Regions from separate parts of the Mus musculus genome. Here region 1 is linked to region 2. The links are chromatin contacts, found by Hi-C or POLR2A ChIA-PET in ENCODE. All regions are on one chromosome and are shown on one strand. Each heading gives the region's core, a stretch centred on a gene start or an enhancer-like site at or near the end of the contact. The rest is flanking DNA. Distances are from core to core; before and after follow the strand shown.

What was found. A loop is a pair of places that touch in the nucleus more often than their neighbours do. ChIA-PET counts read pairs that join two places held with the same protein, here RNA polymerase II (POLR2A).
Region 1: a map of gastrocnemius shows a loop between it and region 2 (4-fold over the local background). The contact joins the promoter of Nagk here to the promoter of Paip2b in region 2. A Hi-C loop is called at or near these places in 4 of 37 maps with a recorded cell type or tissue (gastrocnemius and heart). POLR2A ChIA-PET finds 5 or more read pairs at or near these places in 4 of 5 experiments (Patski and embryonic stem cell).

The regions. Positions count from the first base shown.
Region 1 is chr6:83,793,172-83,796,920 of GRCm38, forward strand. It overlaps Nagk (N-acetylglucosamine kinase), which reads left to right and starts at 1,886. Exons shown (of 10, transcript NM_019542.2): 1 at 1,886-2,111; 2 at 3,736-3,749. The coding sequence starts at 2,083. It also overlaps the pseudogene LOC665004.
Region 2 is chr6:83,830,300-83,833,936 of GRCm38, forward strand. Paip2b (poly(A) binding protein interacting protein 2B) reads right to left here and starts at 1,442. Exons shown (of 5, transcript NM_146169.2): 1 at 1,336-1,442; 2 at 972-1,029. The coding sequence starts at 1,000.

The DNA of each region.
Region 1 (3,749 bases), core at 636-3,135, 37 kb before region 2:
CCAGTATTACATAAGTCAGGCATGGTGGTGATTACCTGTAATTCTAGCACTTGGGAAGTTGAGGCAGAAGGATATGAAGTTCAAAATTCTTCTTGTCTACATAGGGAGGTTGAGATGAGCCTGGGCCACATGACCTCTATCTGATCGGATCTTTAGGAGTTCGAAATCTTTTTTATGTTTAATTTTAAATGATATGTGCACGTATTAGTGGAGAGTGCCCAAGGAGGCCAGAAAACAGAGTTGAATCCCCTGGGGCTGCAGTGACAGGGTTTGTGAGCCCTGATGTAGGTCCTGGGAACACACCTCCAGTCCTTTGCAAGAGCAGCAGGTGCTATTACCCTCTGAGCCATGTCTTGGCCCTGAGGTTTCTCATCTTCATTGTGAAGGGGAGAACTGGCAGCGATTACAGTAATTCTCACCCAAATTCAGAAGTCAATCTTGTCTTTAAACCAAACTTTCTCTCTGTATTCCTTTCTAAACAAGTAATGCAAAGCCAGGAGGGCAGTGTGGTCCTTTCATCCGAGCATTTAGGGGGTGGAGACAGAAAGACTGGGATTCAAGGACAGCCTCAGACACCTCAGGAGTGTAGGGCCAGTCCTGGTGACTTGCAATCTCATTACAAAAAGATTCAAACAACAGAACAAAAGCACATCAGCGCTGTCACAAATGGATCCCAAGACTCATTACACCAGTGCTAAAGGGAACTTTTCCATCAGAATTCACCCACAACATCACACTCTTGCCAAAACTTCCATTCAATCAGAATCCTATGGAATTATCTTTGATTCTAAAGATGTTGTTGGAGGAAGCATTTTCCAGCTCTGAAGTACTGTGAATGGTAATGTCTCACTTCCCTCTAGTTTCTCTATCAGGCAATAATGTTATTTCTATTCTTGAATTATTTGGTGCTTTACTGAGTCACATAGGTAAGAAAGGAGGTAAAGAATTCATTCACTCTGGAACCTTAGAAAGCAAGCCTACACCAAAACATCCTAGCACTTGGGAGGTGGGGCAGGAGAATCAGGAGTTTAAGGTCATCCTCAGCCAGAGTCTGAGGTGAGTTTGGGATATATGAGGCTCTGTGTGCCCACCTTCCCAACTGTTTACATCAAAACACAACCGGACCCAATTATCTGACAGGGAAAGAGGATCCCAGTTCAAGATTTCTCCACAGGAGGCAGGCTCAGAGGTCCGAGGTTGGACAGAGACATGCTAGCCCCAAGGAGACTCCATCTGAAGTCTCAAAGAAATGTCAAGAGCAGCAGACAGTCCTCCTGGCTATTGAAGCTGCCTCTTAAGTAGGGCTGGAACAACCTGGAGCCTGAGGAAACACGCAGGAGTCACTCTTCTACAGGACCTAACGGTATCTTCCTCTCTTCCTCCAGTTCCACTGCACAGTTTAGAGTTGAGCAGGTGGTGGCCAGAAGGTGAAATATGGTCTGTGAGTGCCAGTTTTTAGCATGCTGAGCCAGCATTGCATTCCATGCCAGTCTGGGTTATACAGACGAGATACAGTCCAGAAAGAACAGAGTTGGACTCAGATCACTTGTAGAGCGCTAGCCTGACACACATGAAACCCTGGGCTCTATCCTCACCGCCGCACAAACCTCAGCTGACAGCAGCCTGGGGCCTCACTGAGACCTGCTCAGCGTACTCAGCACAAGGTAGAGTGTGCGCTCATGAGCCAGGGTGGGGTGGTCTGGACGTTGGCTCCCGCCCTGGTCCTCAGACACATCCGCCAGACTCTGAGCTTGCCTCCAAAAGCGTCTGCGCGTGCGCACCCCACAGTTAGCGCGCGTCTGCCAGCTACTTCCGGCTGGCCCTTGGCAGCCCTCACACACCCTCCCAGGAGCCTCAGCTGGGGTGCCGCCTCCTCGCGAAGCAGTCACTTGAACGGCGGGCTAGAAAAAACCGGAGGGGAAAGCTGCGGGAGGCGACAGCAGGGGCGAGAGAGGACGTAGCATCCACACCCTACGCAAGCGCGTCGTAGTCACATGACAAGGGGCGGTGCCCGTGTGGGCGGGAGCGAAGTCACGGCTAGGGTCGAGGTTGCTACGGCGGACCAGCGGTGGCAACGGTAGTATGGCCGCGCTTTATGGTGGCGTGGAAGGGTGAGCGCTGGATCGGCCGAAGGCTGTCCGTCCGGGAGCGGCGGGTCAGGGGGCGGCGGCCCACACCATGCCCGGTGCCTTTGTGCTCCACGGTGCGACCACGCCCCTCCCGGCCATCACCTTTCTGCCACAGGGCTCTTGTGTCAACCTGGAGAGTTGTGCAGAGCTGGGGGGTCAGGTGGGAAGTTGCCGGTCGCGGGTGGACGTGGGAAAGAGGCAGAAGCTGAGACTGAGATTCATGCACAAGGGAACCCGGGAGTTAAGCAGCTGTCACCAGAGCACTGTCTTATCTTGGTGCTCCGGACCCTCCACTGCTGTCGGCCCCGAACGCCCTTGGTTCCTATATTCTCCTGCTTAGAAGCTGGTCTGCTTGACTTTGGGAAGTAGCTCTACTAAGCATGGCTTTGGGTGAGACGTAAGGCAAGGACAAGAGTGAGCAAGATGGTGGTTTATCCGGTCCCCTGCGCGTGACAAGCATTTTGTGGAACTGGGTGTGTCAAATCAGGACCTGATAGGAAGATTTGGTATCCTAGCTGCTTGCTGCTGATTTACCCGGAAGTCTCTTCCCGTGAATTGCGAAAGCGGATGACCCCTGGCTTTATTTATGATACCTTACAAGGAAAAACCCTCAGCACAGCGTAGGAGTTTGCACTTAGCCTTGTTATATTCATATGGAAGGTAGAACTTATTTTTCCCAGTTTGTCAAGAAATTAATTTGGATTTTTAATCTACTGTCTCATGCATTAATATCCCTTCGGATGTACTCTTGATGTACTACTCTTTGAGTTGGATCGAGTCTTTATTGTCTATTACAAGAAGTATTGGTCAGAGCCGGGCGGTGGTGGCGCACGCCTTTAATCCCAGCACTTGGGAGGCAGAGGCAGGCAGATTTCTGAGTTCGAGGACAGCCTGGTCTACACAGTGAGTTCCAGGACAGCCAGGGCTACACAGAAAAACCCTGTCTTGAAAAACAAAAAAACAAAACAAAACAAAACAACAACAACAAAAAGTATTGGTCAGTAGGACATCCTCCTACACGTATCACCCTTCTTCTAAAGTACCACTTACCCCAGGGATTTAACTCAGGAGGGCTTAGTTGCTGAAGGCAGTATGAGTTTCTCCCTGACTGGTGATAGTTTCTCACAGGTGTCTTGAAGACCCTGGTGTCAGAAGATAGGTCCTCAAAGTAACCCTTAGCTGTTGTGAGAGGTCTGCTTATTCCGTCCGACGTATTTACCATAAGTCGTTTGGGCCATGCTCACGATAGGTTAGGAGGATAGGTCATCACTCTGGAGCCAGTGGAGCTCATGAGAAGCTAAACAATGGAATACACTCTTGATTCAGAGCGGTCTTTGCTAGCTAGAGCTTATTAATGTAAGGAGAAGCCCTGCATGAGACAGACTGTGAGTGGGACCTTGCAGAGGAAGTAGGACCTACCAGGCAAAAGGAGCAAAGCCTCCTTTTTCTTTCCAGAGTGTAGCAGGCACTAAACAGGTAGCTTTTGGAGTAGAGGTTGGGTTTGCTGAAGCTGTCTTTGCCCTAGACTTTTGTAAGAGACTACTATGCAAGCATGGCTCTCCGCGTGGAATTCAATCAGGACTGAGTGCCCTCTTGTGTTTTGTAGGGGAGGCACACGGT
Region 2 (3,637 bases), core at 192-2,691:
ATCACAACAGTTTTAAGATTCCGCTCTTTCCAGTGTGAAAAATATGGCACAAACATAAGGCCTGCGAGGCAATGCTGTCACCTATGAGGAAAGACTGATTTTAATTTCCTCTAACAGACTTCTTTCTCTACTACGACAAAAATCTTACCACAGCAAAACACAAGGAACTATATACTGTTATGTGCTACAAATTGGATAAGAAAAATAGTAAAGTAAAGCTTACAAACTCCACAACAGTGAATCTGATGCTAAACTACGACTTAATTTTCCTTTTTGAAAACCAAGAAAAACAATTCCAGATATAAAGCCAAGAAAATGACAACATGAGAACAATGCAATTTTGGATATGGATAGATATCTTATTCTTTCTCCCTTTCTGCCTAAAGTACTAGACGTATTCCAATACTCAATGTCCTCTGGCTTCCAAAATAAAACCCCTATTGTCTAATACTCCTCAACTTCTAAAATCTCAGTTAAAACTATGAGTGATAAGCTAATTTATTCGCAGTAAACGTCTGGCATATTTTTATTTGGGTTTGAGACAGTGTGGAAGGCCATCTAGAAACATATGGTTAGAACCACCACAGGAAGCCAAACACTGCCATACTATGAGGTATAAACAAATAAATTCTCTGTAAAGATAATGCTGAAGGTCGCCTCTGGGCTGTTGTAATTCTCTCAGAGGCTGTGTGTGATAATCACATATATCCCGTATCTTACGGACGTCCGGGATGACCAGGCCCTTCCTCATAGTGTAAATTAGTGCTCTAAGCTGGGTCAGAATCCCGTTCCATCCCGTTCCACGTAACAGATTTCAAATTGGTTGCTGCTGGCAAGCCTTTCCACCTGCATTTTCAGCAGTTTTGAGCAAAAGCACTTTATGAGGACAATGATTCTAGAAGAAGAGTGGGATTAGATGGCATTGAAGGGGAGGCAGAGAGAGTTTAAGCAAGCCCATTGCAGTTCCGAACCTTGCGGAGCCTGTGTTCAGCGTCGTCATCTGCCTCTCGCCTTCACCCTTCCAGGTGCCTACAAAAAGCAAAGTGAGAGGTGTTAGTTTCCGGGGGAAATGAGGCTGAAATCCTGAGGTTGAGAGTGAACGTCTCAGAAGGCGAGAGAGAGGAGGGGCGCCAGGAGGCGGCAGGTCATACGTAGCAAGGATGGTGAAAAGGGATGAGGTGAGAGGAGCTGGCCCGCGAGCGCCAGAGCGTCGGACGGCCTGGGCCCGGGCCGCGCTGGGAAGGGGCTGTGCGCGCTCCCGGGCAGCCCGCGGGTAGAGGGGCTGTGCGCAGTCCCGGGTGGCCAGACGATCCCAGCCCCGACGCCTCAACCCACCTGGCCGCGCGGACAACGCCGCCCCGAGGTCCGCACCACAGCACAGCGCCGCCTCCTAAGAGCGCGAGCCTCGGCGCACAAACGCTCGAGGTACCTCGGCCTCACACGCGCGTCTCGCCCCGCCCCCCAGCGCCATTCATTGGCTGCCGGACAACGCCCCGTCCATCTATTGGACAGCAGAGAATGCCGCTCACTTACCTGGTTTTGATTGGTCTAAATGTGAAACAATGCCCGCCCAGCTCTTTCAGAAGTTCCAGTTTTTGATTGGTCTTAGCGTCTGTCCATTCGCTCCGCCCTCGATGGAGACTCCCAGCTCTGATTGGCTGAAGAAGCATTGGTCACGCCTAGATTTCCAGGCCAAGGATGAATCACCTCCATGTTGGGGAGGAGCCAGAGTGCAAGGACTCCGGGTTTGTTTACAAAGGCTTCTGCTCCCGCTTCATCCATTGGCTAAGCTGGAAGCCTGTGTCACTTGTCTAGATCACTTTAGAAAAGGGAGTAGGATTCAGGGATTTCCTCATCTGTCCATTAGTTAGAGATGAGTTTTGAGAGCGGGAATTTGCTTCTGTGTTAAGTCGTGAGGTTAAAAATTAGGACTATTTGGGAGATTGGAAGAACAGAAAGGGTTGCTTCCACGTTTTTAGAAACAAATTTGACATTTTCAGTCCCAGCAGGCTCAAGATTGAGGCAGGAAAATCACAAATTCCTCAGGGCCAGCTTGAGCTCATATTGCGACCAAGTCTCAGAAAAACAAGACACACACTCACATTCACACACACACACACACACACACACACTTGTTCTGTCCTTTGGGTTTAAGATACCTTGTATTAGTTAGTTTTATGTGTCAACTTGACACAAGCTGGAGTTATCACAGAGAAAGGAGCTTCACTTGAGGAAATGCCTCCATGAGATCCGGCTGTAAGTCATTTTGTCAATTAGTGATCAGGGTGGGAGGACCTGTTGTGGGTGCTGCCATACCTAGGCTAGTAGTCCTGGGTTCTGTAAGAAAGCAAGCTGAGCAAGCCAGGGAAAGCAATCCAGTAAGTAACATCCCTCCATGACCTCTGCACCAGCTCCTGCTTGCTGACCTGCTTGAGTTCCAGTCCTGATTTCCTTTGGTGATGAACAGCAATGTGGAAGTGTAAGCTGAATAAACCCTTTCCTCCCCAATTTGCTTCTTGGCCATGATGTTTGTGCAGGAATACAAACCCTAACTAAAACAATATCCAAATTTTAAGTTATGTCCATAAAAAGAAGATAGGATATTGATGGCTGGAGTGGTGGATCAACAGTTAAGAGCATTTGCTGCTATTGCAGAAGACAGGTTCAGTTTTCAGCACCTCATGGTGGCTTACAACCACCAGTAACTCTAGCTCCAGGGAATTAGATGCCCTCTTCTGGCCTCCAGAGTACTGAATCCATATACATACTTGAAGTTAAAACACTCGTGCACATAAATCTTTTTATTAAAGTGGAATTAAAAATAAAAAAACTTCTCATACATCTGTCTTCTCCTACCCACTGTGCTAATTACAATCACAACACAAAATATAGGTTTAGTAAACAAGTAGTTATATAATGAAAATATGTAGATAAATTCACTGTCTAACATTAACTTTTTCCTCCTCCCTCCTAAAGGAATATTCTCCCATAATTGGTCCTTTAGGTACTCCAGGTCTATCACCCACTGTTTTTCTCAATGAATCTACTTTGTTTGTTTGTTTGTTTGTTTTCGAGACAGGGTTTCTCTGTGTAGCTCTGGCTGTCCTGGAACTCACTTTGTAGACCAGGCTGGCCTCGAGCTCAGAAATCCGCCTGCCTCTGCCTCCCAAATGCTGGGATTAAAGGCGTGCGCCACCACTGCCCGGCTGTGAATCTACTTCTAATGGATGGATGTTTTTAATGGTACACATTTGTTTGTTTGTGTGTGTGGTAGTGTGAGGAAGTCAGAGGAAACCTCATAGGAATCAGTTATTTCCTTTGACTATGTAGGTGCTGCGAAACTACCAAGTGGCAAGGCTCAGTAGCAGACACCTTTACCTCTGAGCTTCTTGAGGGCCCAAACTCTCTACTCGTGTGTGTGTGTGTGTGTGTGTGTGTGTGTGTGTGTGTGTGTGTGTGTTTAATTTGTGTTTATGTGTGTATCTGTGTGTAGGGATAGGTACACATGGGTACAGGTGCCCATGGAGGCCAAGGGCGTTGGATGCCCCTGGATCTAAAGTACTAGGCAGTTGTGAGCTGCCTAACGTGCTGGGAATAAGACTCAGGTCCTCTGCAAGAGCAGTGAGTGCTTTTAACT